Linked DNA regions of Homo sapiens: region 2 is linked to region 1. Evidence: chromatin loops called from intact Hi-C (ENCODE). Cell type or tissue: mammary epithelial cell. All regions are shown on one strand. Links, peaks and the distances in the headings refer to the core of each region. The heading gives the core; the rest is flanking DNA.

The links. A loop is a pair of places that touch in the nucleus more often than their neighbours do. Peaks named below come from ENCODE experiments on the same cell type or tissue, not always from the same donor. Only the 100,000 strongest peaks of a DNase experiment are listed, where the experiment ranks them.
Region 2: a loop joins it to region 1, with 8 times the contacts of the local background. A loop is called at or near these places in 4 of 110 quality-filtered maps.

The regions. Positions count from the first base shown.
Region 1 is chr4:146,910,247-146,926,364 of GRCh38, forward strand. The region is part of intron 4 of TTC29 (tetratricopeptide repeat domain 29); the gene reads right to left. Among named protein-coding and RNA genes, the nearest start is that of TTC29-AS1, 16 kb to the right of the region's middle. In mammary epithelial cell, for the core only: a CTCF peak has its summit at 6,426; no DNase peak of the experiment used is centred there.
Region 2 is chr4:145,208,701-145,224,818 of GRCh38, forward strand. No RefSeq gene overlaps it. Among named protein-coding and RNA genes, the nearest start is that of OTUD4, 36 kb to the left of the region's middle. RefSeq lists an enhancer at 9,813-9,902. In mammary epithelial cell, for the core only: a CTCF peak has its summit at 8,036; no DNase peak of the experiment used is centred there.

The sequences.
Region 1 (16,118 bases), core at 3,390-11,389:
AAGCTGTGTATATTAGTATATGCTACCTACATCATGGGATTCCTCTAGGAACCAAATGAAATTAGGTATGTGAGAATACTCTGGGAAATGTGAAATCTCACTGCTGCTTCTCAATTCCTCATTATGCATTAGATTCACCTACAGAGTTCAAAAAAACAAACAAATAACAAAACAAAACAAAGTGACTAGACTTGCATCTACCAAGGATTTCTTATCCATTGGATCAACTTAGGTAGAGAACAAACAAATGAGGAGTGGCAAGCAGGAGAGTGGTGAGACAGGAAGTTTAGAAAAAAAGGCAGGGACCAGATCATGAAGAGATCTTACGGTAAAAACAACAGTGAGAAGTTTGGACTCCAAGCTGGGAGGGAGGTAGAGCTATTGGAGATCAGAGTCAGGGAACTGACATGACGAGACTGCATTTTACAAAAGTCATCTGGAAGAAGTGTCCCAGCTGAACCGCAACCTTCCCCTATATGGCAGTCAGGTTGTTACAGAACTAGTTCGTAAAGAGAATAAAGAGACCACATGGATCCTAGGTCAAAAGATCAAATGCCAACATTTAGTATGAGAATAAGATATATTTGAAATGGGGAAGAGAAAAGGAATAGTGCTTGTTACTTATTCCTGTCCTCCAATTGCGATCGATAGAGGAGAAAAGTATGGAGAAAGGCAGTGAGATGCTTGGAGGGCCATGTTCTCTTTCTCTTTCTCACTCCAGTCAAATGGAGGGGCTCAGAGAGTAGAAAAGTCAACATCCTGTGAAATGCAGTGAGAGCCAAGAGTAGAAAACACTCATATCCTGCTTCCCATCTAGGGTTATTGAAGGCAGGGAGGATTACCAACATCCCTCTCCCCACCTCCCTATACGCAAGGGCATGCAAAGGCAGCAAAAGTCCCTGCATAGCACTTCTAGGCAGAAGAGGACCAGAACCAACCCTGTAATTGCCCACAGCCCATGAATGGTATAGGAGAAGGGACTTAATATTCCAGTGGGCATCATGTGTGGCCCAGAATTTACTGGGAGGAGAGGGCTGATAAGTCTGTCACAATGTCATCTGGCCATAGCAAGGAGATGTATCCTAATGACTGCTCATGGGCTGCCCACTGGGGACTGAAGGAAGACACAGCTAAAACTGAAATGAGCATACTGGGGAGCTCCTGAAGGGTTCAGGTCAGCATATTTCCAGAGCTCATAGAACAAAGACGGATCAAGTACATCAGAGATGGACACATGTAAAGGACTTCATAAGCTAGGAATGCATTCAGCTATAAGTAAAAGAAACTTGTCTCACAGTGCTGTGAAAAATGGAGGTTTCTAATTTTCTTGCCTAAAGGCAGGCAGCTGAGGGCCTTGGTTCAGTAGCCTGGCAAGTTCAAGACCATGTCTCTGGGGTTATCTTGACTTTCCCTCCTTCTGGTCCCTTACTGGTTGCTACAGGGCTGCTACAGCTTCAGACATTAGGTCTACTTTCAAGACAGGAAGAAAAGGGAAAGTGGGTTGGCACTGGCATCCCTTATTTTAGGGAAAAATGAAACATTCCTGCAACCACTAGCGGATTTCCACTTGTTTATTGGCCAGAACCCTGTCACAGCCCCACTCCTCACCTTGGTGCAAGGAGTCTGGAAAAACAAATACCCTGCCTGCTCTTGGGCATGTTGCTGCCCCCAAGCAAAACTAGAGCTATGTCTGCAAAGATGGAGGAAGGAATGGATACTGGCCAGACAAATGCAGTGACAATTACAAAGTCCTAGAAGTCAGAGGTGTCCAGTCTTTTGGCTTCTCTGGGCCACATTGGAAGAAGAATTGCCTTGGGCCACACATAAAATTCACTAACACTAACAATAGCTGATAAGCTAAAAAAAAAATCACAAAAAAATCTCATAGCCTTTTTAAGAAAGTTTATGAATTTGTGTTGGGCCACATTCAAAGCCATCCTGGGCCGCATGTGGCCCACGGGCACTGGGTTGGACAAGCTTGTTCCAGGTCAAGATCTGAAAATAAATGTTGTTACCCCAGGGGGTTACCAGATAAAATGTAGGATGCCCAGGTACATTTTAACATCAGATAAACAATGAATGATTTTTTTATTAGCAGTATTCCCCAAATATTGCACAGAACATACTTATTCTAAAAAAAAATTTCTTGTTTTTGAAACTCAGACTGAACTGTATGGTCTGTATTTCTATTTGCTAAATCTAGTAACTCTACTCCCCTGAAGCCCCGAGTAGTGCGCTGCTGTTTCCGTGTAGGAAAATAGGGTGAGGGGAAGAAGTTTTAGAATCTTGAACAACCTGAGAAACTGCCGAATTGGACTGACTTTACCTGAGAGTGACAAGATTGGATTTTTACACTAGGGAGGATCAAGGCTCAGGGCCAGGAATTAAAATTAAGTTATAAAAAAATAAAGACTTTCAATTTAGCATTCTCGAGTCTGTGAGTCAGAAATTCACACCTGATCCAAGAGAAGGGAGGGGAGGAGGGTAAAACCGGGAGCAGGAAGAACAGATGGGAGACTGGTGGTTGTGGAAAGGAGAGGTGCTGGGGGTGGAACCAGGGTAAAGCTGGAAGGATAGAGAGAAGTAGGTGATTTCAAAACATTTTAAGGAGACAAAAATATGGGTTACTTGGTGATTCAAAGGATATCAAGGGTGAAGGAAAGGGAGGAGCAAGGATAACAACCAGGTTTTGGGATTGGGTAATGGGTAATTAGTAATTTGCTGAAGAGGGGAACACGAAAGGATGAACAGGTTTGGGGAAAGATAATGAGTTAAGGTTCAGATAACTGGAGTTTCAGGAGCCTGAGGGGACCTCCACGTGTTACCCTAGAAGGCAGTTTGGGGGGTGACATAGGAGGCCTGAGAGGACAAGGGGTTGTAATCTTGCTCACACAAGCAATGCCACCTTTGTATGTGTATGCACTGGCGGCCAGCCGATCTTCCTAGGAGTGAAGAAAACATTTGGGGGCCAAAATGAAGAAAATTATAAATAGATAAAAATTAAAATTGACCATAAATGATACAAATAAATGCTAGATAGGGCAGTTAGAAGGCTGTCTCAGTTCTAATCACAACAGGGTCAGAAATCCAGAAAAATCACTCTGGGCCTCATTTTCCCCACCTGGAAGATGAAGGTGCTTTTGCTGGATTTGGTCCACCCAGCATCTAGCTCCACGTCCACAGGAGGCACATTCTAAAAGTATTTCAGAAATAACCAATCCCACGTTGTGTGTAGTCTTGGTGGCATGGAAATTCAGGGACTCCCTAGCCAAGGAGTGGGTTATTGACCCAAATTAGGCCAACTGGTCTCTCTCCCAAAATTCTGAAACCAGAGGCAAGCAACATAAAGGTGTAGGAGGTTGCTGGTGCTCAATCAATCTGGAAGAATCTTGACAAGATTCTCTCGTAGTTCCTGCTAACTACGTCCATTTGAGAGGGCTGGGTCTGGTCTTTTTCTTCTGATCTGGGTTCTCCTCTAAATTCCACCATAACCTTTCAATAAAATCATTTCCACTTGATTTAGTCAGAATCCATTTCTGCTGTCTGTGACCAAAGAACACTAAGTGATTCAGAAGGGGTTGGACAATCATTTCCACAATGCCTTTCAGCTTCAAACATCTGTGATATATAACTGATATCAATTTTTAAAATTTCTAGTACATTTTTAAAAAAGATCATTCTTTACAGATGATGTTACAAATAGAAATGTATTTAAATATGCATATAGAACTATGCTGGTATCATCTCTATTTTTTACACACATGCGCACATACCTATGCATACAAATATGCTACTGTTTAAGCCTCATTGCTAATATTTGAGAGCAAGAAAAGACAATTATAGTGGTTTAATAAATAGGTTCCTATCTAAACCTTCATAGTTATTGCAAATTATTTCTTTTAACCAGAAAATCTTCTTTTATTAAAATAAATCGGCTATCTAAAAAAAAGGAATGTCAATCTCTACCATTAGATTTGAATTTCTCAGGTTTTAAATTTCATAACAGAGAACCATAGCCCAAGTTCACTTGCTGTATGAAAGAGAATTGTTTTAAACACAAATAGAAATATAAACAAAACTCAGATTTATTCGCTTAATCATTATTTCATTTGGCCATAAACTTTTTAGGCTTTGGTTTCATTTACACATTAAAAAACTTTTATGAATATTAGTCTAAATTAACAGATGCTGTTTTTAAGCATCAGAAAAAGAAAAATCTTCTTGAACTGATGCCATGATACTGGATGAAAATAGAGAATGCTGGTAAAATTTATGGAGAGATTTAATATTAGGAAATATGAGGAGAGTTCATCTGACAGGAAAAAAACGTGCCATTCACAGAAGCAAAAGTTGTCACATTCGTGGACATGCTGAATGTATCCTGAGGAAGATCTTTGCCACTGCAGATACTTGGGGCTGCAACGAGATAAGGGATGCAGCTTGAGAATGCATTTGAGAATGAAATTAAGTAGTCAAGCATTTCATATGGGTTTTATTGCCATTTAAGGGCATTATTCATTCAATGGAGATGTTGTTAATTGTTTTGAATTCACATCAACATCTCCCTAAAAAAATGCAGAGATTTAAAAAATCTAGAGACTGACAGAAAGCAGAGCTGAACAATATGGCATAACTCCACAGCAGGTGAATATATAGAGATGCTGGGAAATGGAGAATTTACTGCTAAACAGCCATGGAGATATTATAGTGTTTTAAAATTCTGCCTTAAACTATTTTGAATAGCTACTATTTATAGAACACCCACAATGTGTCAGGCACTGTGTAGACATCATTTCTAACTGGCACAATAACTGTATAAAGAACTACTTCAATTTTTACAAATTAAAAAACCTGTCTTCAGTGAGGTTGTGAATTGCCCAAAGCCATACAAGTTATTAATAGTAAATGGCAGAGTTGGAATTCACACCCAGCTCCCTCTGGTTGCAAATTCTGAATTCTTCCCATTTCCCTACATTGCCTCCTATTATATCATGTATTGTTGCTTTTTCTTCTTCTCCTCCTCCACACAATGTTTTATTTATTGCATTGATTAGGAATTTGATGTTATTTGACAATTATGATGCAATCTTTCAATTGGTAAGCCATTCTCTTTATCCATGGCAATCCATGTTTAGGTTGGGTTGGAGACAGAGATCAGTATCATTTTGTGACTCCCCCAGAAAATCCTTCTCTTTAAAAGGAGAGAGCAGACAGCCAGCAGCATCCAGGAAGAGCAAATTAAATGGATATGGTTCCCACTCAAGGGTGTAAACTCTAACGGGAAAAACACTGACAAAGACAAACATTTAAAAGGATAAAAAGCATATACTTCTATAAATATAAAAAAGATGAATAGATGCAATGAATAGAAATTACAATTTATTTTACTTTCTCTGCACCTAAACTAATAAATCTAACAAGTAATATAAAACCACCTAAGTAGGTCTTTGTATAAGTTATTAGGTGAATTTTTAAAATCAAAGGCATTATTGTATATTCAATTATATGACTGATATATTTAACATATTTTTTTCATAGGATAAACTGAATTATGGAATCAAGATGAAGCTTTACAGTCAGTGAAATATTTCAAAAGCGGTTCAATAAAAAAACCGTACTTTAAAACAAGATCATAAAATTTTCATTTAATCTGACAAAGATAAAATCAAAAGATATGTAACATCTAATCAAAAGTCAGGATAATACTTTTATTTCATTAAGTTAATATTTATAAGTCACGAGTGGGTTATCCATGTGTCAGTTATAACAGTTTTACATTCATATGGTAGGGATAAATGTTACTGGAATCACCTACGGGATAATTACATTGACTTAAATTAATACTTAAATAGCTTCAGTTAATATAATTTCCTTGGAATAAAGTGAATCACTATTCTTACCTATCTTTTTCGGTGTAGATAGATATTATGTATATCGTAATCAGAATTTAAAAAGTCATTTCTTGACATACACCTACTAACTGATAAAAATTATATGAGTTGTTTATGTTTTATAGTTTTTGGTAAAAATGCTATTTTTTCCCAAAAGCTAAAATAACAATATAGCATTTTCCTAGCCATATAAATGTATAAAGAGAGAGAAGTTAAAAAGACAAAAAATTTGAGAGTGTTTAAAATGACTTTTTACTTTAAAGCCATATAGAATTATAATGAAAACTGAAAGCATTTTTCTTAATGCTTAGGTTGTTCACAATTATTAGTCATAGTATTGATTAGCAATGATTAAGAATTGGGCTACCAACAGCCATATATGTATTTTGTAAGAAAGATTAGTGAGTTAAGATTTTTAGAATTCTTAATTTATTTTCCATGCACTTCAAAATATAGCAAGAAAGAAGTTTCAATATAAAAAGGTCTTTAAATTTACATGATTTCCAATGAGTTGACTGGTCTCTGGGGGCATCTACTGGAAATTTAGCAAACTGCAGTTACATCATGTAAATTTGGTAACTTTCACTATCCATCCTAATACAGATATTATTTTAATTGATATGCAAATAAGTTGACAAAGAAGATAAATGTAAAGTTATGCATGGTATTCTATCTCATCCATCTGGTAACAGCAAAACATGTAGCTGTCTATGAGATCAGTTAACAAATATTCAACTGTTAAAAATGTAAATAGGGCAGGTGGCATACCATAGATTAACAGTTTTCAAAGCATCCAATTCTTATTTTTGGAAAAATTAGAAAAATATTTTATACTTAAACATTCACATATTTAATGAGAAATTTTTATTAATCCAAATAAAATATATATATAAAGCACTTTTAAATTATGATGGATTCTCTAAAACAAATCATTTTGTATCTCATACATCCACCAATCATAAATAATATGACTACTGCTTATTTTCTATATGATTTAATTTAATTATTACATGTTAACATCTCAAAAAGTAGAATTTATTATACTTGGATCAGAAGAATTTTTCATTATAGTCATTACAACTAGAATTCATCATTAAAATGAACATTGTTATTAATGTCCTCTAAACATTTCAGAACCTCCTTAAAGAATATTGAACATATAATGAACACAATACAATCATTTCAATGTATTATAATTTAACATATTTTAATTAAAAAGCTCTTTTTATAATATTATGTTATGACTAATCATATAATTTAAATATCACAGCCATTATAATGATCTTGATTTTTTTGCAGAATTTATAGACCATATTCACTTTGAGAGATTAAAAATATAATTTGAAAGTATAAATATTGTGATATGCTTATATTTTACCATTATATATTTTATATATTGCTGTAAAATTTATATAATTTATATGTAATTTTTATAAAATGCAATTAGATATTATATACATTATATATTATTTATAATATATAATTAGATATTATATAAATTATATATTATATATTTATATAAAATTATGCATTATATAAATTTTATATTATATTACTTATATTAAATTATATGATACACAATTTATATAAAATTATATATAAAAATTATATAAAATTCTCCTTGTAAAGAGTCACATAACATTTTAGCTTCATTCCAAAGAGATTGTCTAATGCAATATATTAATTTATAATTTTTCTAAAAATTTCTTAGAATTGCTATCCAAATAAATGATTTCATCTTTTATTATATGAACTGAAAAAATTAAGCAATATAAAAATATTACCAAAAAGTCAGAATATAAATATTAATATAGCATTCTGTTTCAGTTTTGATTTAGACTCAATTTAGGTAGATAGGCCAATTTAACAATTTTAAATACATAAATAAAATCTGCCCCCCAGAACATTTTATGGAATAGAATTTTTATGTGATTATCAAAACAGTTACGCGTTTACTAATTTGAACTTTAGACGAAACTGTTACATATGCAAGTTTTGCTTTGTATTTTTGGATTTTTTATCTATTAATAATAAAGAAAAGCATAGTCAGAATTTCAACATTTTAAAAGTATATATACAAATTGAAAAATGCTATTTTGAAAAAACTAACCTAAGTTCAACCTTTATTTTTTAAGAAAAAAACTAGTAATAATTAAGGAATAAAGTTTATCCTCTGGCATTTTGTAAATAGTACTATCACTAATATAACTCAACGAATAATAAAAATATCTAAAAATTTGATCAGTAAAGATTCTCTCAATAGCCTGATAAGAATTCATTTCAACATGGGTGATTATATTTTAGAAGTTATGAAATATTTGTGTAGAATGGGACAGAAATTATTTCACAGATTCTATTTTGATAGAACTGATGTTTTGCATTAAAGGCAGTCACTTTTTGTGAGATCAACAAATGTTTATAAACCAAACTATATTTTCATTGATGATTATTAACAAATATCAGAGGAAAGCATGCTTATTTAGCAAATAGTACAGGACTATAATCTTTACAATAACTTTAGATAATTTCCTTAATAACATAAAGGCATTTTTTATGTGCCCACTTGCTCAAAGTTATTTATTCAAGTGATTCCCATTTAATCAAATATTTCAAGTACAGTAATTGTTATCAACCAGGAATGGATAAACTATTCATCAGACAATAGAAAGTATTACCAAAATAGTTACCCACGGTAGCTGTCGCACAGCACTTCAGCATCATTCATTTTCTTTATCGAAAAACCTCAAACATACACATTTTTAAGACTTAAAAAAATACTGTTTGTTTTAGAAACATTTGTTGATCTCACAAAAAGTAACTGCCTTTAATGAAAACTTCTCTAGTAGTCTGGTAAAAAAGGATTGGAAGAAAAGCTCCTTATATGAGGTTAATTACATATGCAATTTTGATAAAAGTCTTATTACTTCCAAACTCCTTTGAGAAATTCAAACTTTATACAAAATAATTTGTGTAGAAAAATTTTAAGCCAAAGATTCCACATGGAAAGATATTAAATGAGTGTTAAAGGAGAATTTTTCAGGGACAGTATTTTCAAGCCAGGATTACAACACGACTCCAAACACCTTTGGCTAACTGCAGCAAATCATATGGATTCTTGTTCTTTTCTTTCAGATTACACTGTACTTCTCTACTATAGAAAAACCAGTTAAACCTAAGCTGAAAAATAAACCCTGGAAATAATCTTAGCTTTTAAATTGAGTTATAATGATACAAAATAAATTCAAATAAGTAATACAATTCTGGTGTATTATGTGTCCTAATATAACAAGAAGAAACATGAGGAAAAGAGGAGGGAAACAAAAAATGAGCTTCATATCACAGGACTACAAAGAGTGGACTAAATATACATGTAAATATCATCATACTCACTCATCAAATGATCATTTTTGTCTAAATTTGTATTTATAATTTCTATTAACAAAAAACTCCATAGAATATGATATTCACTCTGTTGTGTTCTTCTTTTTAAAACCACCCATCTTCACACTGACACTCTGTTTTTTGAAACATAATTCTATGATACCCTCCACATTTTTTGAAATTTTATTGTTTGGAAAACTTTTTCTCAAATAACATCATTTAAAATTTTCTTTTAGTTTTCTACACAGCATTATAAATAAAAGAACTATCAACTTCCCATATACATTCAGGGAAATATCAAACTTTTATTAAAAATGAAAAGCTGGAGAATATAAAGAACAAACTTAGTAAAAACAAGTTGCATTATAAAGAAAACTTCAGCTCACTGCATTTTTTTTTACTAAAGTATGTCATACATTTTATCTTTGCAAGAATTTGACAAGTTTTGCAAGTAAAATTCTGTTTCCTCTACACTTGCTAATAGTCATGAGAATCTGTAGTTTGCACCTTCCCATTAAAAATGTATTGTATTTTTTGAAATTATTCACCCCGCCTTTTATCCAGATCATGTCTTTGAAAGGAGGAAGTAGATAATAAATGGAATAATTCATGATTCCCCATTAAATATGAAACTTTCTTTTGCAGAGTTTAGAAAATGAAGTTCTACATAATGTACAAAAGTTGATTAGAACTTTTTTAACCTTTTCAAGAAAAAACCTTTCATACTAAACAACTACATGAGGAGCTTTCTCTGAGAAAGGTAAAACAATCAATTCTTTACACCTATAGGTTCGTCATATATATTCTAATGTTGCCCCCTCTAAACATATATTTCCCTATAATACTTTAAACATATTAAAAATAATGGCAAGAAAAATAGTATACATTGAGTTGTAAACATGACAAGTTTTTAAGAGAAATATAACGTTTAAAATACAAAGGGAAAAAAATCACATAAATTAAAAATGAAAACAAAACATTATTCATGCTCTTTTCAGTAATGTAATGGAAGATAGTGTAGGGGTAAATAACAAAAACTGCATGTGTATTTCTCTTACTATGGCATGTCTTCTAGTGAAGTAATGATATTTTGTCATGAGAAAAAAGTATATACACTTATAAAACTTATCTTTTACAAATCAATCATTGGTACTCCATTAACTACACTCTCTTGAGCCCCTTTTTTGATAAAATTTTTAAAAAGAAACCAAATGATTCTTAAGATGACTCCAGTTCTATATTTTTAGATATAAATATTCTATATGTCTTGGGTGAGAAATCTGTATGTCTTGGGTGAGAAATTATATATATTCTATATGTCTTGGGTGAGAAATACCTTAAGAGAAATGTCAAGTTCTGACTACTTAAGAGCAGCAGTTGATCTCATTTCTTCTTTGGGTTTTTAAGTTTCTATTATAGAAATAGTTCCTCATTTGACTCAACATATTTTGATTTTCCCCTTATCTAAAAATAAAATTAGAATACATTTCCCTATCAAACTTGAATGCTTAAAAGATAACTACCGAACTGTAAGTCATGTAAATAAATCTTTCATATTATGTGCTCTTTAATTACCGTTGCAAAGTAAGTGTGCGCTGCGCACATGAACAGTGAAGCCAGGAGTTTTCACAGACTATATGTATATGATAAACTTCCAGAACATAATAAAATGCTTTGGCTAGAAAACATCTGTGTATATATAAAAGATCTTGTATATAAAGATCTTGTTTTCCTGAATATCATATTAATTTTATTGCACCTATCTAAACATTTAGAAAATTACTAGTTATAACTAAGAATATGGAATTAGTACATACAAAAGTATATCAATAAGAACATTGCAAGAACAAAAGAAAGTATTTGCAAGAAGATGAAATAAAAGAGCCTTGGATTTAAACTTTTTTAAAAAAGTATAAAATAGATTAGTAGGCGGAGAACAAGAATATTTTTCTTTTGTATTACCATATAATAATGCAAATACCAACAAAAAGAAAGCTTGTATAATATTATTAGTATTAAACAAAATAGAATTCAGGCAGAAAAAAATTAAAGGAGCATAATAATATCAGATATTATTATAAACAGATCAATTTACTGAAAAATATAGCAGGTGGGAAACAATGCACCTAATAATATAGCTTAAAAATACATAAAATTAACAGAATAATGAGAAGACATCGATTTTAATTTTTTTCAGAAACTTACAGATAAAGTAGAGGGAGAAGTATTTCAACAGTAATTGCCTAGCTTGATTGAAATAACAGCCTCACACTAATATTTAGATTCTGAGAGATTTTTATATAATTATCTATCAAACAAATACAGAATATATACTTATTCGTCAAAAAAAGAAATATTTATAAAACCTGACCATGTACTGGTCACACCAGGAATTTTGTAAATTGATACATTTAGTACACATCCATGGATATACATCCATGACACACTTACTAAGCATGAGTAAAGATTTACTTCCCAATCCTGGATCCCCTACAAAAAAAAAAAAAAAAAAGAAAGAAAGAAAACACCAAAAACTACTCACTGCAAATTTAGAAATACACTTCAAATTTATTTTTTGCTTAAATGCAGAACCACTATGGAAATTTTCACATATTTAGAATTGAAAGAAAGAAGAAGTTATCACCGTATTTAAAAAGAAGGCTATAGATTTAAGTGCATTTTCTAAAAAACAGGAGCAACTCATACTAGTGAAGAAGCTAGCTTTCAACTCAGGATGATAAAAAAAAACCCTAACAAAACAAATATTATGAAATAATACTAAATAAAAATCTGAGAAGAAAATATTAACAGTAAGTTAATAAAATGATAAAAGAGAGACCAAAAAGTTGACACATAAAATGAAAGAACTGGTTATGTGAAAAGAAAAAGATATCTGTGCAAATATAACCAAGAAAAACAAAAACAGATAGTCACTAAACATAGTAGCACGAACGGAAAAAGCTTCTAATTATAATTATAGTAACAGCTAACTCTTACTATATGCTTAATGATGTGCCAGGTGCTGTTTTCAATACTTTACATGTAATTAGCCTATTTAAACCTGACAACATTTTTAATGAGATAGGTGCTATCATTTTAATCTCCATTGTACAGATGAGGAAACTATAGCACAAAGAGTTTAATTAACATGCTGAAGATCACACACACCTGTGAGTGATGGAGCTGGTTCATCAACAGAGGCAGTCCAACCCTAGACCCCGTATTATTAGCCATCATTATCTTTACACTCCCTCCAAGATACAGAGAATATTTCAAGAAATATAGAAGAGGCTTTAACATTATTAGAAAATATCATGTTAAACTTTATTGCAGTAAATATAAAATTTTACATAAATAGGCACTTATTTTTTAAAATAACAATAGCTGGAGAAGATTTAGAAGACCAGTTACAAGACCTACCTACCCCTTTTCCCCTGACCCCTACTCTCACCAAAGGAGAGAAACTATTCTGTTTTACATGGGAGTTCTACCAAATTTTCAATACTAAGAAATTCCCATTTCATCCAAAATGTGCTAGAGCATTGAAACGGATAAAAAATTATTTAGTCAATTTTACAAAATACAAGTAACCATTGTAATTTCTTTCACTGGGGGAGGGCCCAGAAAGACTGCAGAGGAAGAGATGTTTCTAGGTCCTTGCATTATCTGAAAAAATTTTTAATTTGCCCTCACTTTTAATTGAATAAGATAAAAATTCTTTAGCCAATTTTACAAAACCTTAAACTGTAGCATAAGAAAATTAAAATCGTAGCTCAATATCATTATTATTTAGATACAAAAATCACACACGCGCGTGCACACTAACACACAGAGAAGTCAATAAATCGAAACCATCGTAAGTAGAGTTTATCTCAGAATTGGAAGAATAGTTCAAAATAGAAAATCTAGTAACTTTAAATAATCTAGTAGGTGCTAGAAAATTATTTCACAAGGTTCAACACTCACACATGATTAAGAAAAATAGAAACTAAAAAAAAGTTTCTTTATCTTGGTAACGTGTATCTATTAAAAAACCTATGGCAAAGGGCTTTCTCTTTGGGATACATTAGAATAGTCTTCACTGAAGCCAGGAATGTGAAGAGACGCCGCTGTCAATGCTATTATGTAACATCATTGAAATGAAAGGTCCTTGTTAATGTGGGACTCAGTATTTTAATAATGTCAGTTCTCCTAAAATAACATATGAACTTAACACAATCCCAATAAAAGCTTAATGATATTTCCCCAACTCTTGACAAGATAATTCTAAAATTCATATAAAACAGTGAATATACAAGAAAAACTTTCTCATTTGGAACAAAAGGGACTGTCTGCCAAATATAAGAATGCATTTCAACTATATTGATAAAAAGATTAGTGGCATTAATATAAGAAAAGGCAAATAAATCAATATAACAGAATATATATGTACATGTATGTGTATAGGTATATGCATACACACATGAAAATTTGGCATTTAATAAAAGGAACATTTCAATTCAGGGTAAAGTTTTTAGGACAACTGATTTGCAAATATTACTGGTTTTATTTTTTTAGATTAATATTTTATATTCAACAAATAACATATATATAGCATGTGCTATATTACTTTTCTGCACTTAAGAATATACTTAATACACTTAAATCTCAGTTTCCTGATCATCTCCTTAACCCTAATTAATACATGTGATAGGTTTATATTAACATTGTCATGAAGATCTTTCAGCTGCTTAATCATATTATTTGCCAGAGAATTAGTTGAGAACTGTTTCTTCCTTTTCTATTTTCTTGAAGAGTTCGTGTTGAGTTTGTCATTATTTCTTCCCCTAATGTTAGGTAGAATTCATTAGTGGAGCCACATGGGGCTGGAATTTTCTTTGTAGGAAGTTTTTTTAACTATAGATTTAATGTCTTTAATAAATATAAATCTCTTCTGTTATCTGTTTCTATGTAAGTGAACTTTGGCAGTGTCTTTTGAGAAATTTAGCCATTTCATCTAAGTCGTTGAGTTTATCAGCATAAAGTTTATCTCCTAGTAACACTTTAATATCTGTGTAATCTGTAGTAATATGTCCCTTTTCATTTCCCAAATTGGTAAACTGTGTCTTCTATTTTTTCTCTGATCAGTTTGACGAATGGTTGATCAATTTTTTTTCAAAGAACCAGCATTAGTTTCATGGGTTTTTTGGTTGCTTTCTGCCCTTATTTTACTATTCCTTTTTCTCTACTAACTTTGAGTTTAATTTGCTTTCTTTTTCCAGTTTTTGAAAATGAAAACTTAGAAAATTAATTTTGGATATTTATATTTTTCTAATACAAGCATTTTAATGCTATAAATTTCCTTTTAAGCACTGCTTTAGCTGTATCCCACAAATTTTGACATGCTGTGTTTTCTTTTTCATTCAGTTAAAATATTTTCTAATTTGACTTGTGATTTCTTCTTTGATTCAGGGGTTATTTAGAAGTATGTTGTCTTGCTTCCCAATTCGGGAAGATTTTCCAAAACTCTTTCTGCTATCATTTTTAACTTAATTTCATTCCTGTAGGAGAACACAGTTGGAAGGATTTAAATTGTTTAAACATGTTAAAATTTGTTTTATGGCCCAGACTATAATCTACTTTGATAAATCCTCCATGCACAGTTGAACATAATGTATTCTACTGTTGTTTGGTGGAATATTCTGTAAGTGTCAATTACTTAAGGTGATTAAAGGCATTGTCCAAGGCTTCTATATTCCTACTGGTTTTTCTACCAGCTATTGAAAGAGTGATGTTGGAATCTCCAACAAAAATTATGGGTTTTTCTACTTCTCCTCTTCTTTCTATCAGTTTTGGTTTAATGTTTTTTTGAAGTTCTACTATCAGAAGCACAAACATTTAGGCTTATGTCCTCTTGATGAGCCAACTCCTTTTATCATTATAAAATATCATTTTTTTCCATAGTAATATTTCAACTGCTTTCTGAAATTTTGAGATCTCTAATTTGTTTTCTCTCCTTCCTTATCATGGTAAGAATTTATTATCCTTTGTACTTCTGTGTGGCCATTTCAAATATAGAAAAGAAATGAGATTCGTCATTTATCTTGACCTTGACATTGATGTGGAAAAACCTTAAGCCAAACTAACTTTTGAGAAAACAATTCCCTTAATCAGCAATGCATTTCTTTGGCTACTTTGATTATAGGATAAAAAATTGTTTCAGACAAGCTTAAGTAAAATGATTTCATGGAAATCTGAATCATGATTGCAGAACAACTGAGTTCTGGTAGAACTGAACCCCAAGGGAGGTTCTGGATCCAGGGTAGTCCTGGAAATACTGGAAAAGTCTGAAAATTGATTTCAAATATATGTCATCCATTTTCTTTCCAGCTTATTCATTCCTTCCTCTCTTTGAACCATCCTTTTTTCTACTGCATTGCTTCTGCTTCTTTATAACAATAGATTGCCTTTGTCACATTACTTAACCTCTCCATGCCTTCGTCTCTGGGAGTAATAACAAGGGTTATTGTTCATAGGGTTGTTTTAAGGACCAGTTAACACAGAGAATAGCACACAATAATCATTTATTTTACCTGTTACTATCTTGTTTGAAAGAAAACTTAACGAGGATATAATATTTATGACAAGCTCTCTAAATAACTATTTTGTTGCATTAGGTGTGCACATTTTTCTTATATAAGATTATATAATAACTTTCTTTTGGAGCTTAGTATCAGGAAAAAGCTTGTCTCTCTTAAAGAACTGATGTATGTCTTTTCATCAGGTAATGAGAATTCTGTAGTCCTTCGCATCTTCCTTTTTGCCCAGTCTACCCAGAAGTTGAAAGAAAAACTTAATGTTCCCTCA
Region 2 (16,118 bases), core at 3,257-11,256, 1.7 Mb before region 1:
ACGATTTCTAGTACAAGCAGGCAGTGTTTTCAGATCCTTCCTGATAAAACCCATACTCCTGGCTGGGCACGGTGACTCACACCTGTAATCCCAGCACTTCAGGAGGCCAAGGCAGGTGGATCACCTGAGGTCCGGAGTTCGAGACTAGCCAGGCCAACATAGTGAAACCCCATCTGTACTAAAAATACAAAAATTAGCCGGGCATGTTGGCCGGTGCCTGTAATCCTAGCTACTTGGGAGGCTGAGACAGGAGAATTGCTTGAACCCAGGAGGCAGAGGTTGCAGAGAGCCAAGATCGTGCCATTGCACTCCAGCCTGAGTGACAAGAGCAAAATTCCGTTTCAACAAAGAAAAGAAAAAAAGAAAAAAAACCCCACTCTCCCTTTCAAAGGGTCCCAAGCTGTCGAATTGGCTTAGATCTGGGAAATGTGAGAGGCTATGAATTCCTTTTGCAGTGATCAGGTAAGGTTTCAGCTCCTCACTTCTAGAATATTTCTGATGGTATAGATCAAATGTGTTAGTATGCTGCCATCTATTTCATTCCTAAGAACACTTTGTTCAGTTAGCCACCACCACAGATCCCTTGGTGTCAAAATACTCTCATTGTCACTGTGTACCTGTTGCTGCTCATTCTGGTAATTGCATCCAGTTTGTTTCTGATAGTTAAGAGCTTTCACCTGGCCTAGGTCATGCCAGGATCCAATTATTCCCACTCAAGTTGTGGAGCTCATCCCAATGGCAGCATCTTCCAGCATCCTACCCAGTCAACAAAGAACAGCCACCACCAGGTTTTTCCAAGATGCTGGTGCACCTTTTGCTAATGCATTTTCTCAGTGAAGTAGCAAATAAGGAAAATAGGGAAAGGGCGAGTGAGTTTCATAGAATTAATCTACTCCAACATTCTCGTACCCCTAAGCTTTTAAAATTTCTTCTTCCACATTTTGAAGGGAAGTTCTGGTATGTTAACTTCATTGAAGGTAGGCCTCTACTGAATACAAGTTTAAGCCAATCAACCAAGGACACTGCTAAGCCATTTCCCACTTACGTACCCCAAATCTTATATACTGAATAAGTGCACCCTTAGATAAATTTGGCTTGATTCAGTGTTAAATTCCATTCTCTTTGGTCTAGCACCCTAAAAACTATCTTTAGGCTAGGCATGGTGGCTCATGCCTGTAATCCCAGCACTTTGGGAGGCCGAGGCCAGTGGATCACCTGAGGTCAGGAGTTTGAAACCAGCCTGGCCAACATGGTGAAACCCTGTCTTTACTAAAAATACAAAATTAGCCGGGCGTGGTGGCACATGCCCGTAATCCCGCCTACGTGGGAGGCTGAGGCAGGAGAACTGCTTGAACCTGGGAGGTGGAGGTTACAGTGAGCTGAGATTGCGCCATTGCACTCCAGCCTGGGCAACAAGAACGAAACTCCATCTCAAAAAAAAAAAAAAAAAAAAGAAACTATCTTTAAACATTTTACCTGGGCTCATTCTGATGAAAATTGGCAAGATTTGACAATTCTTTTGGTATATAGGCTATCTGCACCTGGATCAGATTGCAATTCTCCCCCACAGCATGCTGTGATCTGACTCTATTTCTGGGTCTGTAAGCAATGACAGATGAAAGATAGGAAAGATTGGTGATCAAGTCACACAGGATGGCTCTTCCTCTCCCTAGTAAACATGGGATACCCTGTCATTGAAGGAGGTATGCCAGCAAAGTCCCAGGTTCTGTTCAACCTTTACTGTATCCCTGGACTAAAGCAATGTATGCTGGTCTTGTTTTACATTCCAGACTGGATAATGTGTGCCTCACAGGCTGTTCTCACAAATGGCCTCTTCTGTCTGTTTTGAGTACATATTATCTGTGCTCTGGGGTACAGAGTACTCTAGGGTTCACCCTTGGTCATTCCTAATTATCTATAGTGCAACCTACAAAGTCAGTGACCAGCCTCACTGGCCCTGTGGTTGAAACAGAGTGCCGACAGAGTGAAGTCCCCAGGCAAACCCGGGGATCAGAGTTGCAGGAGGAGGCACTAAGAGATAAGGGTCAACTTGTACAAGATTGATCCCCTTGCAGGATGCTGTTTAGAAAATGAGTTGGCTTCCTGAAAAGTTTTATGGAAATTGATTATTGCTCAGTGCATAAGACAATGGCCAATGGTAAGTATTGGACCTAAGCTCCCCCATCCTAATGATGTCAGGGAATGGATTGGTGCTCCCCTAACTGTGAATGTTAAGGTATTGAGTTAGGCAACCAACTCACCATATCACATAGCTTCCAGGCTTGGACTCCAGCCTCTACTCATTTCATACCAGAAGATGAGAGGATAGTGCTGAACTGGAAGAACAGAGCTAGATCTGTGTTTCTGCTCTGTCATATTGCTGTTGTGTTGCAGGCTCTGATGATACCTCATGGGGGATGGGGGTTTGGAGTAGGGGGCTATTGCTTCCTTAATAATGAGCAGCAAAAAGGCCTCATAGCCCAAGGGTTGGGGTCCTTCCCCCACAGACTGACACAGCCAGAAGTCTCTGTGCTGCCCCAGAATGTATGGAAAATGGGACAATCTACATTCCTAAGATTTCTGTTTCTGTGAATCTTCTCCTATGAATGCAACTATATGTGTGCTGTGTGGTCATTTTTCCTTGTTTGCTCAACACTCATAGGGCTTCTTGTCTGATTTGTGTATTGCTTGGTTAGAGTTATTTTTCAAGCATTGTTCTCAGATCAAATACAAGGGTAATATATTATCTGTGTTCCTGCATATAACTTTATTTCCTGGTTAGCCAATTGTTTTGTTTTGTTTTTGTTCTTTGTCTATGTAAAGTAGCATGTCAGCCCTTTCCTCACAGTAATGGGTAGATGTTATTGTACTAATTTCTTTTTTTTAAATTTTTTTAAAATTTTTATTTGAGACAGAGTCTCACTCTGTCGCCCAGGCTGGAGTGCAGTGGCGCGATCTCGGCTCACTGCAAGCTCTGCCTCCCAGGTTCACGCTATTCTCCTGTCTCAGCCTCCCCTAGTAGCTGGGACTACAGGTGCCCCCCACCACGCCAGGCTAATTTTTTGTATTTTTAGTAGAGACGGGGTTTCACTGTGTTAGCCAGGATGGTCTCGATCTCCTGACCTCGTGTTCCACCCGCCTCGGCCTCCCAAAGTGCTGGGATTACAGGCGTGAGCCACTGCGCCTGGCCTCTACTAATTTCTAGCTTCTAACATTGTAGATTTGAAGTCAAATGACAGATTGTCTTTCTTCCTTTATGAGTAAATTTTTTTTCTGCCTCGAAGTTTTTATGAGTTTTTCATCATTCTTGAAGTTTTAAGTTTACAAGAGCGTGCCCAGCAATGTGTGTTTTCTTGTTAAAACCATCTGGAATTCAGTGAGCCCTTACAGTCTGCAGATGCGTATGTTTCTTCAGCTCAAGGTAATTTTCTTCTTCTATGTTTAATTATTTTCTTTTTTCCATTATTTCATTTTATTCCCCTGTGGATTGCCTATTACTCACATGTTGGATCTTCTGGATCTATCCTTCAAATCCTTTATCATTTCCCTAATGATTTTCATCTCTTTGTAATTTTGTTCTTTGCTTCAAGATCTCTTTCACTTGAACTTCAGGCCAGTAACCTGAATTTCAACTTTAAACATCTCTTTTAATTGAGACGCTGAGTTCCTAGTTCATTCATGCTATTCATGAAACTCTTTTAAGAGTTCTTATTATACTTTTAACTCTCTTCCAGTCACTCTCTTTTAATAAGGGATTCTTCTGAGTATTCATCTTCTCCTTGGCTGCTAGACCTAATATATTGTCCTTCCTCCCAGTGGTCTATTGACCTTTGAGAACCATGGTTTACACAGGAACTGTGGATCAGATTCTAGCATTGGTGTTCTCTAGTGTAGGTTCTTAGGCTCTCATCTGGCTGAGAAATAAGAATTTCCTACAGCAGCTCCCTCCCTCAGGGAGTTGTGTTCATTATTGGGCCCAGTGCTTCACCCCTCCCCATATCCATGCCCTTTTAACTTTGTAATACCCTCCCATTCTGGATGAGATGATCTGCCTTGGGATTTTGTTCTGGTCTCAGCCATGTGATTTGATATGACCAATGGGATGTTTTTCAACCAGGGGCTTGAAAAAGTGCTTGCACATTTCCACTCACTGTCTGGTTCCTCTGCCTTCACGATGGGAACATCCTAGGCTAACCTGTGGAAGGATAACATTTGGACCTACCAGAAGTGTGTCATTCAGTTGTCCCTCCAAATGACTTTCTATCTCATTTCAAGGTGTTCATAAAGTCTGAAAACATAGGCTCATATATATAACACTATCCAGGACATCTTCAATCTGTAAAAAATAAAATAACATAATTATTTACATTTCCAGGCTTCATGGACAGTCTTGTAGAACAAAAGCCAAAATCCTAATGATGATCTACGAGAGGCTCTACATGATTTCCTGCTCTCCCCACCTCTCTGACCCCCTGTTCTTTCCCTTGTGCATTCTGCCCCAGGCACACTAGGCTCCTTTTTGTGTGCCTGAAATGCCTTCGCCCTTTACCCAAATATCTCCAGTGAAGTGGTTTGAATATTGGTCTTCCCAAATCTCATGTTGAAATGTAATCCCCAGTATTGGAGATGGGGCCAGGTTGGAGGTGTTTGGGTTACTGGGGTGATTCCCTCATGAATGGCTTAACACCATCTCCTTGGTGATGAGTGAGTTCTCACTCTGAGTTCATGTGAGGTCTGGTTGTTTGAAAGAGTGTGGTACTTCCCCCCATGACTCTCTTGTTCTCTTCATGTGACATGCCTTACTCCTGGTCACCTTCTGCCACAATTATAAGCTTCCTGAGGCCTCACTAGAAGCAGATGCCAGCACCATGCTTCCGGTAAAGCCTGCAGAACTGTGACCAGTTATACCTCTTTTCGTTATAAAGCACCCAGCATCAGGTATTTCTTTATAGCAATGCAAGAATGGGCTAACACACACACATCCCTCGATTTTCTCATGCCTCCTCAAAGGTCACTTTTCCTCATCACATTACTTACTCCCCTCTAGTACTCTGTATTCTTTTACTCTGTTTTATCTTTTTCCAAAGCACTTATCATAATCTAACATACTTTTTGTTTTACTTATCTATTTCCTTTATTTTCTCTCTTCCTCACTAGATTGTAAATCCTGTAAAAGTAGGGATTTTTGTCTGTTGTGTTAACTCCTGATGCAGGATTTTTCTCAGTCCCTTTGCCAGTCAAGGACCTCTGGCTGGTGATGCCCCTGCCTGGGCCTTGCTCAGGGCATGCTACCTGCTGCAGGAGATGGCCTGCTCACTTGGCCCGTCTGGGCCAAGTCTTGCTTGCACATCAGTTCCCGAGTTCTTGTCTCACATCCAGGAAGAATGAGAATATGTTGACAACTGAAAAGTGAGCAAGGCGGGGAGTTTTCTTGAGTGTTGAAATAGCTTTCAGGGGTGAGGAGATGTGGGGGTTGTCCTCCTACCTTAAGACAGGAAAGTGCCCTGTATATGGCTGAGTCCAGGGCTTTTATGGGATCAGAATGGGGAGGTGCAGGCCATAGGTAGTATTGGGAAAGGCAATATTTGATTGGTTAAAATGCACTATTCAGAAAGAATCAATTGGGAAAGGGCAGGCAAACAGAAATAGAAGTTCTCTGGGTTGTGGATTTCATTTGTAACCAGCAGTCTGGTCTTTCAGCCTTCAGGCTGTTTCTGGCTTGAAGGTGGTTTCACTGGGGACCCACCCCTATCTGCCTGGGCATTTGGCTTCCTCCTGTTGCCATCACTTCTATAGCTCTAATACCTATATCATACTGGTAAATGTTACTGGATTGAATAAAACCATCAACACTTATTTTATTATAATTATTTGCTTTTAGAGACAAAGTCTCACTGTGTTGCCTAGGCTGCAGTGCGGTGACTATTCACAGGTGTGATAATGGCACAGAACAGCTTTGAACACTTGGGCTCAAGTGATCCTCCCTCTTGCCTCAGCCTCCCAAGTAGCTGGGATTATAGGTGTGCATCTGGCTTGCAATCAACGTTTTAAAGCATTATCTTTGGCATAGAGACAAATGCTTATTTTATTTGTTGTGACAGAACAAGCATTCTGTTCATCTAAAAGTTGTATCATGTCATTTAAGTTCAAATGAAGTCTAAGCGTAGCTGGAGAGAGTTGATGGTTTTAAATAAATTGTATTTAATCTGTTAAGGGCCTATTACATTTCCACTCACAATGGATTCTTACAGTGGTAGATATGATGTGAATTTTGAATAAATTCAATTTTTTTTTGTAAAATAAAAGATAATTATATCTCAATATAACCCTTAAAAATTCTTAAACATTCTCAACAGATTTCTCATTAAATTAAAACAGAATATAGTTTTGGCTATTAGTATAATGTGATCATGGGTTGTTCTGAGGCTTTAGTTTAGTAAAATAACCTCCTGATATATTTCAAAGAGCAAGTTAATTCAACTCTTTCCTCACGTTACAAATTGTTAAATATATGTACACACTTATTCCAATTAGCCATGAGAAATACTTAGAGAATATTGATAAAATACACAAAAATCTCCTTTTTCCATTTAATGCTGCATGTCATTAACTATTCTTTATAAATATGGTTGTAATTGTAACAATTCCATATGGCTTTTCTACAATTTAGTTTTATAGTCTCCTGTTACAAAATTTGTAGATTGTTTTCTATTTTTCTGTTTTTTTTTTTTTTTTGAGGCAGAGTCTCGCTCTGTCCTCCAGGCTGGAGTGCAATGGCACGATCTTGGCTCACTGCAATCTCTGCCTCCCGGGTTCAAGCAATTCTCCTGTCTCAGCCTCCTGAGTAGCTGGGATTACAGGCACCCGCCACCACACCTTGCTAATTTTTTTTTTTTTTTGTATTTTAAGTAGAGATGGGGTTCCACCATCTTGGCCAGGCTGGTCTTGAACTCCTAACCTCATGATCCACCCATCTCTACCTCCCAAAGTGCTGGGATTACAGGCGGGAGCCACCACACCCGGCCTATTTTTTTCTGTTATAAATAAGACTTTGATGATCATCCTAGGACATAATTCTTTGAATGTATCTCTGTTATATATATATTTTGGCTAGAGTCCTAGGTATAGAATTAATTAATCAAATGATATAAGCATTTAAAATTTTCTTGCTCCATAATTGTCACATTTTGCAGAAAGGTTGCATCACTTTTTACTTCTATTAGCAATATGTTAGTGCATCTCATCCTTCTCATATCAGCACTGAATTTTTTTATTGTGGTAAAATATACCATAAACATATGGTAACATAATGTTTACCATTTTAGCCATTTTTAAGTGTACAGTTCTGTGACATTAAGTGTATTCACATTGTTGTGCAACCATCATCACCATGCATCTCCAGAACTTTTTCCTCTTCCTAAACTGAAACTCTGTCCACATGAAACACTAACTTTCTCTTCTCCCCACGACCACAGGCAACACCCTTCTACTTTCTGTCTGTATGAATTTAACTACTCTAGGTACCTCATATGGGTGGAATCACATCTCTCCTTTTGTGATGGGTTTATTTAATTAATTGCCTTCAAGGTTTATCCACGTTATGGCATCTGTCAGAATTTCCTTCCTTTTTAGGGTTGAATAATATTTCATTGTATGTATATAGCACATTTTGTTTTTCCATTCATCTTTCAATGGAGACTGGGGTTGCTTTCACCTTTTGGCTATTCAGCATTGAATTTTAAAAAGACTCTACCCTAGTTTTAATTGTATTTATTTGATTTATTGTAATACTGAACACATACACACACAAACACACAGATTTTGCCCCTGAGTAGCTATTTGTATTTTAAAATTGATTATGCTAAATTTGTCACTCACTTTAGTAGGTATTGTCTGTAAGCAACATAGGAATGTATTAAGCTAAGAACATATCATTTATGTTTATATCCAGGGAGAAAAGTTTTAATATCTTGTCATATATCCTTTTTTTGTTTTGTTTTGTTTTTGCAATTAGCTACAGTTGCCTTTAGGTGGCATTAGATCCTTGGGCATGTGTTACAGAGATTTTTGCTTATTGGATGTGTGTATGTATGTTTTGACAGCTTGATGGATTTAAAAGCTGATCCAAATGTTATTTGAGGTCTAGAATGAAATATAAATTAATATAGAAGCTAGGCATCCTGAGACCTCTTTCATTATGCAACTACATGTTGACTAAATGATGTCTTCCTTTTTTTTTCTACAACAAATATTCTCCAGTTCTTTGCCTTGGATTAGATACTTTTAGAACAAAAATCTTAAAAATGTTCTGAAGTTCAATGTGAGGTTCTAAGCAAAATGGAGACTATTGTTTGGCCCAAATTTTGTAAAAGTTTGGATTGAAAGGGAGTTCTTTCATGTATGTAAGAAATCCCTTATACCTATTTTTCTGAATCAACACTTCAGACATCAGCATTTACCATGGTTGGCATAATGGAAGCTTAAGCCAAATATTTAGCAATAAAGGATGTGGAGAAATTGCCATCTGTATGGATTCCGGTATTTGGAATCATACATATTATCATTCATATTATCACTTTTTTGCTACTTCATTCAGAATTCATGTTTCTGAAAGACACTATTAAAAAAATTCTCAAGGCACTTTGGTTCCTTTAAAAGATGCCTTCCTTTCAGGAAAAGAGAGTCAGATTTTAGCACATTTTACTTGGTTGTCATGGGTTTGACTGGGGCTTGGGGGGTCAAGGGATTTGCCTGGGGTCTCAGGTTGGTGACTTTGTGGCTAGCCTCCTCTACACTGTGTTGGAATCAGCTGGCTCCAAGATCCTTGTTCTGTCTTCCCACTAGACCACATTGTCTTCCAAATGAAACCACAGTAGTGCTGAAAGCAGGAAGGAAACTCTTCAACTCACTTGTTTTATAAAAACTTCTTTTAAGGCAAGGACAGGGAACAGTAAGAATAGCCTTATTCACAGGCGAGTGACTTGAGCCATCTCTGCCTTTTGAATGTTAGCTTTTTCTTTAATAAATTACTCCTGAAAATACTGTTTGTAAAGATCAATGAAATACTTCCTATATATGTTAGTGATAGTTTTTCTTTTCAAGAAAACGTGTTGTTATCATGTCTAGGGTAGAGAGCTAACGAACTTTGAAAACCCATTATGTGGCAGGTGACTTACACTTGTTATCTCAAATAATATTCACAGTAACCCACAATAACATTGCAAATAAGCACGACTAATTCCATTTTATTGGAACAGAACTGGAAGTTCAGAGAGAGTTTTCTTCAAAAAGAAAAACTTGTTTAAATTCCCACAACTAGTAAATGAGAGAATCAAGATGATGGTCCATTCCTATTGAATGCATGTGGAAATAGGAAGAATTTTTTTAAGTTTGAGACATATTTCTTTGCCTATCCCAGATTGACATCTTTTGAATCCATATAAAATTTCACAACTTTTCTTAATAGTCTCAGATTACAATTAATGAATTTTAGATGCAGTTCACAAATTTTTTCTTTTCTATAGTTATATCTTAACCATAATCAGCAGCATCTTATAATTTTTCACTGAATTTGTAATTAGTCTATGTAGGGGGTCGAGGGATATGGGGCTGATCAAGGAACAGGATGTCCACAAGAGAGGCAGTGACAAGTTTGTTGGTGCTTGGCCAGGGTTGCATGAGAGGAGAAGTCCCTCACAGCCTTACTGGTGAGGGAGGAGGACAAGGGAGAGAGAGATTGGAGAGGAAGCTTACATAGAGTCTCTGGGTCAGAGAGCCCAGCTTGGCTTGAGGCCTTATAACTACACGGCCCTGTCTTATGAATAGGTAACAGCTGCTGGGTGAGATTTTGCGGGGTATGCAAAGCAGACAGGCTCTAAGCAGCTAAACTTTTCTTGGTCAGGCTATTTTTAAAATAACTGGATGTGTAAAAATTTAAGTTTGGTGTCAGTGGGCTTTTGAGCTAATGGGTCTCAGCCTGCAGTGGAGAAACAACCAACTTTGAGGCTAATATACAGAGGCTATCTTTGGCTGATTTATGTAACAGTCTATCCCAAGGCACTAGAAGTATTTAACTGTTTTGGGAAAAGATAATAGCTTTTGATCATAGAAAGTATGTGATTCAACTAAACTAATAGTTTATTAGTTCAATGATATTACTCTCTGTGGTTTTATTTACCTATACTTGTATACAGAACAAATACTATTTATAATAAAGGGAAGTAAGTACCCCACCTTCAAATATAATTTTATTCCAGTGTTTAGTATATATGCTGCTGAAATGAGCACAATTTTATTCCAAAGAATTGAATAACATATTCAAATATTTCTGCCTCCAGCTACAGCCACTTAAGGATTCATGGTTTGATAGCAGTAACATGTTTAACATATTTTTATCCATATATGTTTGAATTACATAAACAATGTTTCATCAATATGAAAAGTATAATAAAACCTTAAACTCCTTTTCCATTTTGTAGGTATATATATATGTTTGTCTTTGGTTCATGAAAGCAATTCCTATTTTGCTATGAGAAGTTACTAGTTCAATTGGAACTCAGAATATTTACAGCTATGTAAGACTGTGGGCCCTCTGCTGTTTTGCATGCTGGCCCTGATGTTGCTGGCAGCTCAAGACATCCTCCTGTGTTCAGGCTCATCCAGGCACCAGCTTCTGTGCTCCCAAATTTCAGGGGACACGTGTCACGTTTCTGTAAGAACTCTTACTGTACACTGCATTGTGATCTGGTTGTACCTTGGGTCTGTGTATCTGCAGTGATTCTCTACCCTTCAGATTCCATGAAAGAAATCTGCTATCAAATGAATTGCTAGGCTTTTGGTGGGCACTGGTTGCTGGACCAGTGTGGCTACCTTGAAAGGAATGTGTCTAATTTCTCTCTTTGAATGTGTGGGCCCTTATGCCACCTATCTCAAATTTGAGGCCTCGTCGGACCCTCTAAGATTCCCAGGGAGGCCTCATCAGACCCTCTAAGGTTCCCAGAAACTATCCCACTTGTCATTCTATGATTTATATAGAAGATTATTTACTGGACTAGAAAAATATGCTTATGAAGAACAAGCGGGAACTAACATTTGTTGAGTGTATTATATGAATTACCACATTTACTCTTCATGAAAACCCTAAAAAATAGGAATCGTTTTTTTCTTTTTTATTGATCATAGGTAGAGGAGACTCTACCTATGATTAAAGTGATGATCCAAATTGAGATCTGTTTGACTTTGAAATATGGGCACTGAAATTATTAGCATTTAAAAAATATATCAATAACCATTTCCCCTTTAAATAATACTAAGACAGAAATTGCATTAAACCAATTAGAGATTTTTAAATATTTGAAAAGGAATCAATAAATATGATACATCATATAAACAGAATTTGGACAAAAACCATATGATCATCTCCATAGACACAGAAAACGCATTAGATAAATGAATTTTAAAAGATAAAATTCAGCATACCTTCATGATAAAAATCCTTGACAAACTAGGCATAAAAGTACCATACCTGAACATAAGAAAGGCTGTTTATGACAAACCCACAGCCAAAATCACACTTAATAAGAAAAAGTCGAAAGCACTTCCTCTAAGAACTGGAACAAGTCAAGAATGCCCACTTTCACCACTCTTATTCAACATACTACTGGAAGTCTTCGCCAGAGCAATCAGGCAAGATAAAGAAATAAAACGCATCCAAACTGGAAGAGAGAAAGTCAAATTATTCCTGTTCACTGATGATATGATTTTATATCTAGAAAACCCTAAAGATACCACCACAAACTCTTGGATTTGATAAATAAATTTAGTCAAGTTTCAGGATACAAAATTAATGTACAGAAACACTAGCATTTCTATACACCAATACCAATTTGGCTGAGGACCAAATCAAGAAGGCAATTCCATTTATAATAGCTAAAAATAATAATGAAATACCTAGGAATATATTTAACCAAGGAGGTGAAAGATCTCCATAAGGAGAACTACAAAACACTGATGAAAGAAATCGTAGATGACACAAACAAATGGAAAAATATCCCATGCTCATGGATTAGGAGAATCAATATTGTTAAAATGATCAAAAAGCCCAAAGCAATCTACAGATTTAATAAAGTCCCTATCAAATTATCAATGTCATTTTTCACAGAATTAGAAAAAAGCAATTGTAAAAATCACATGACACCAAAAAAGAGCCAAATAGCCAAAGCAACCCTAAGCAAAAACAACAAAGCTGAAGGCATTACATTAGCTAACTTCAAATTATACAGGAGTATAGTAACTGAAACAGCATGGGACTGGTATAAAAATAGACACATAGATCAGTGGAACAGAATAGAGAACCCAGAAATAAAGGCACATACCTAAAAACAACTGATCTTTGACAAAGTCAACAAAATTTACACTGGATAAAGGACACTCTATTCAAGAAATGGTGCTGGGAAAATTGGAGAGCCATATGCAGAAGAATGAAACTGGACTGCTATCTCTCACCATATATAAAACTTAAGATCAATTAAAGACTTAAATCCAATACCTGAAACTATAGAAATCCTAGAAGAGAAACTCTTTTGGATGCTGGCCTAGGCAAAAATTTATGACTAAGTCCTCAAAAGACAAATGGAACGAACTAAACTAAAAAACTTCTGCACAGCAGTAACTAAATAAGTAGATAAATAAATAAAAGCAACTGAATAACAGACAACCTACGAATGGGAAAAAATTTTTTGCAAACAATGCATCCATAAGGGCTAATATCCAGAATCTATAAGGAATTCAAACAACTCAACAAGAAAAAAAAATAATCCTATTAAAAAGTGGGCAAAGGACATGAACAGACATTTTCCAAAGGAAGACATATAAGTGACCAACAAACATATGAAAAAATGCTTAACATCACTAATCATTAGAGAAATGCAAATTAAAACCACAGTGAAATACCATCTCATACCAGTCAGAATGGCTATATTTAAAAAGTCAAAAAACAACAGATGTTAGTGAGGATGTGAAGAAAAGGTGGCCGGGCACAGTGGCTCACACCTGTAATCCCAGCACTCTGGGAGGCCACGGGTGGATCACTTGGGGGCAGGTGTTCGAGACCAGCCTGGCAGGCATGGTGGCACACGCCTGTAATCTCAGCTACTTGGGAGGCTGAGGCACAAGAATTGCTTGTACCAGGGAGGCAAAGGTTGTACTGAGCCAAGATCGTGTCTCTGCACTCCAGCCTGGGTGACAGAGACAGACTGTCTCAAAATAAAGCAAGAAAGAAAGAAAAAGAAAGAAAGAAAGAAAGAAAGAAAGAAAGAAAGAAAGAAAGAAAGAAAGAAAGAAAGAAAGAAAGAAAAGGGAATGCTTGTACACTGTTAGAATGTAAATTAGTACAACTGTTATACAAAACTGTATGCAGATTTCTCAAAGAACTCAATATAGAACTAACATTCTATCTAGCAATCTCATTATTGGGTATACACCCAAAGAAAAATAAATCATTGTACCAAAAAGATACCGGTACTCATATGTTTATTGCAGCACTATTCACAACAGCAAAGACATGGAATCAACTTAAGTCTCCATCAACAGAGGAATGGATAAAGAAAATGTGATATATATGTATGAACACTACTCAACCATAGAAAAGAATAAAATCATGTCTTTTGCAGTAACAAGGATGGGACTGGAGGCTATTATCCTAAGTGAAATAACCCGGAAACAGAAATACTGCATGTCCTTTCTTACAAGTGAGAACTAAGCAATAGACACACAGGGACATACAGACTGAAATAATAGACACTGGAGACTCTAAAAGGTGGGAGGGCGAAAGGGGAGTGAGGGGAGAAAAATTACCTATTTAGTACAGCGTTCACTATTTGGCTGATGTGTACACTAAAAGCCCCTACTTTACCACTACACGTTATGCACATGTAAAATACCTATACTTTTACCCCCTACATGTATAAACTAAAAAAAAAAATTTAAAGAAATACTTGAAAAGGATAACAAAACTTACACAATAACTCATTTTTAAATTTATAATATCAATTTTTACCATCTTAAGTCAATGGTTATCTTTCAGAAACTTTGTAGATAACACTATGGAAATATGAAAAGAAAGATAATCTAGTAATATGTTCATTTGTTGAACAACGAGGGAGTTTCTTTTTATCCCTGAGCATTTTGTTTAGTAAGACTGACCTTAATTGTGCCTGTCACCTACTTTACATTAGAAAAAACATATAAGTTGCCTAAAAGCAAATTGCAACATTGTGTGTCTTTTGTTATCTCTATTTTTTAAACCGAGGTAATACTTCAATAAAGCAATTATAATATATAATTATATAACAGAAAATATTATAATAAACTGCATATTTTTAAAGTGTCTACTTAGATACATTTTTTTAAAATACTTTAATTTCCAGGGTACCTGTGCACAACCTGCAGGTTTGTTACATAGGTATACATGTGTCGTGTTGGTTTGCTGCACCCATCAACTATTTCTCCTAATGCTATCCCTCCCCCAGCCCCCAACCCACCGACAGGCTCTGGTGTTTGATGTCCCCCGCCCTGTGTCCAAGTGTTATCATTGTTCAATTCCCACCTATGAGTGAGAACATGTGGTGTTTGGTTTTCTGTTCTTGTGATAGTTTGCTGAAAATGATGGTTTCCAGCTTCATCCATGTCCCTGCAAAGGACATGAACTCATCCTTTTTTATGGCTGCATAGTATTCCATGGTATGTATGTGCCACATTTTCCTAATCCAGTCTATCATTGATGGACATTTGGGTTGGTTCCAAGTCTTTGCTATCGTGAATAGCGCCGCAATAAACATACGTGTGCATGTGTCTTTATAGCAGCATGATTTATAATCCTTTGGGTATGTACCCAGTAATGAGATCACTGGGTCAAATGGTATTTCGAGTTCTGGATCCTTGAGGAATCACCACACTGTCTTCCACAATGGTTGAACTAATTTATACTCTCACCAACAGTGTAAAAGCTTTCCTATTTCTCCACATGCTCTCCAGCATCTGTTGTTTCCTGACTTTTTAATGATTCCCATTCCAACTGGCTTGAGATGGTATCACATTGTGGTTTTGATTTGCATTTCTCTAATGACCAGTGATGATGAGCATTTTTGTAATGTATCTGTTGGTTGCATAAATGAATTCTTTTGAGGAGGGTCTGTTCATATCCTTTGCCCACTTTTTGATGGGGTTGTTTGTTTTTTTCTTGTACATTTGTTTAAGTTCTTTGTAGATTCTGGATATTAGCCCTTTGTCAGATGGGTAGTTTGCAAAAACTTTCTCCCATTCTGTAGATTGCCTGTTCACTCAGATGGTAGTTTCTTTTGCTGTGCAGAAGCTCTTTAGTTTAATTAGATCTCATTTGTCTATTGTTGCTTTTGTTGCCATTGCTTTTGGTGTTTTAGTCATGAAGTCCTTGCCCATGCCTATGTCCTGAATGGTATTGCCTAGGTTTTCTTCTAGGGTTTTTATGGTTTTAGGTCTAACATTTAAATCTTTAATCCATTTTGAATTAATTTTTGTATAAGGTGTAAGGAAGGGATCCAGTTTCAGCTTTCTCCATATGGCTAGCCAGTTTTCCCAGCACCATTTATTAAATAGGGAATCCTTTCCCCATTTCTTGTTTTTGTCAGGTTTGTCAAAGATCAGATGGTTGTAGATGTGTGGTGTTATTTCTGAGGCCTCTGTTCTGTTCCATTGGTCTATATATCTGTTTTGGTACCAGTACCATGCTGTTTTTGTTACTATCACCTTGTAGTATAATTTGAAGTCAGGTAGTGTGATGCCACCAGCTTTGTTCTTTTGGTTTAGGATTGTCTTGACAATGCAGGCTCTTTTTTGGTTCCATATGAACTTTAAAGTAGTTTTTTCCAATTCTTTGAAGAAAGTCCTTGGTAGCTTGATGGGGATGGCATTGAATCTATAAATTATCTTGGGCAGTATGGCCATTTTCACAATATTGATTCTTCCTATCCATGAGCATGGAATATTCTTCCATTTTTTTGCATCCTCTTTTATTTCGTCGAGCAGTGGTTTGTAGTTCTCCTTGAAGAGGTCCTTCCCATCCCTTGTAAGATGGCTTCCTA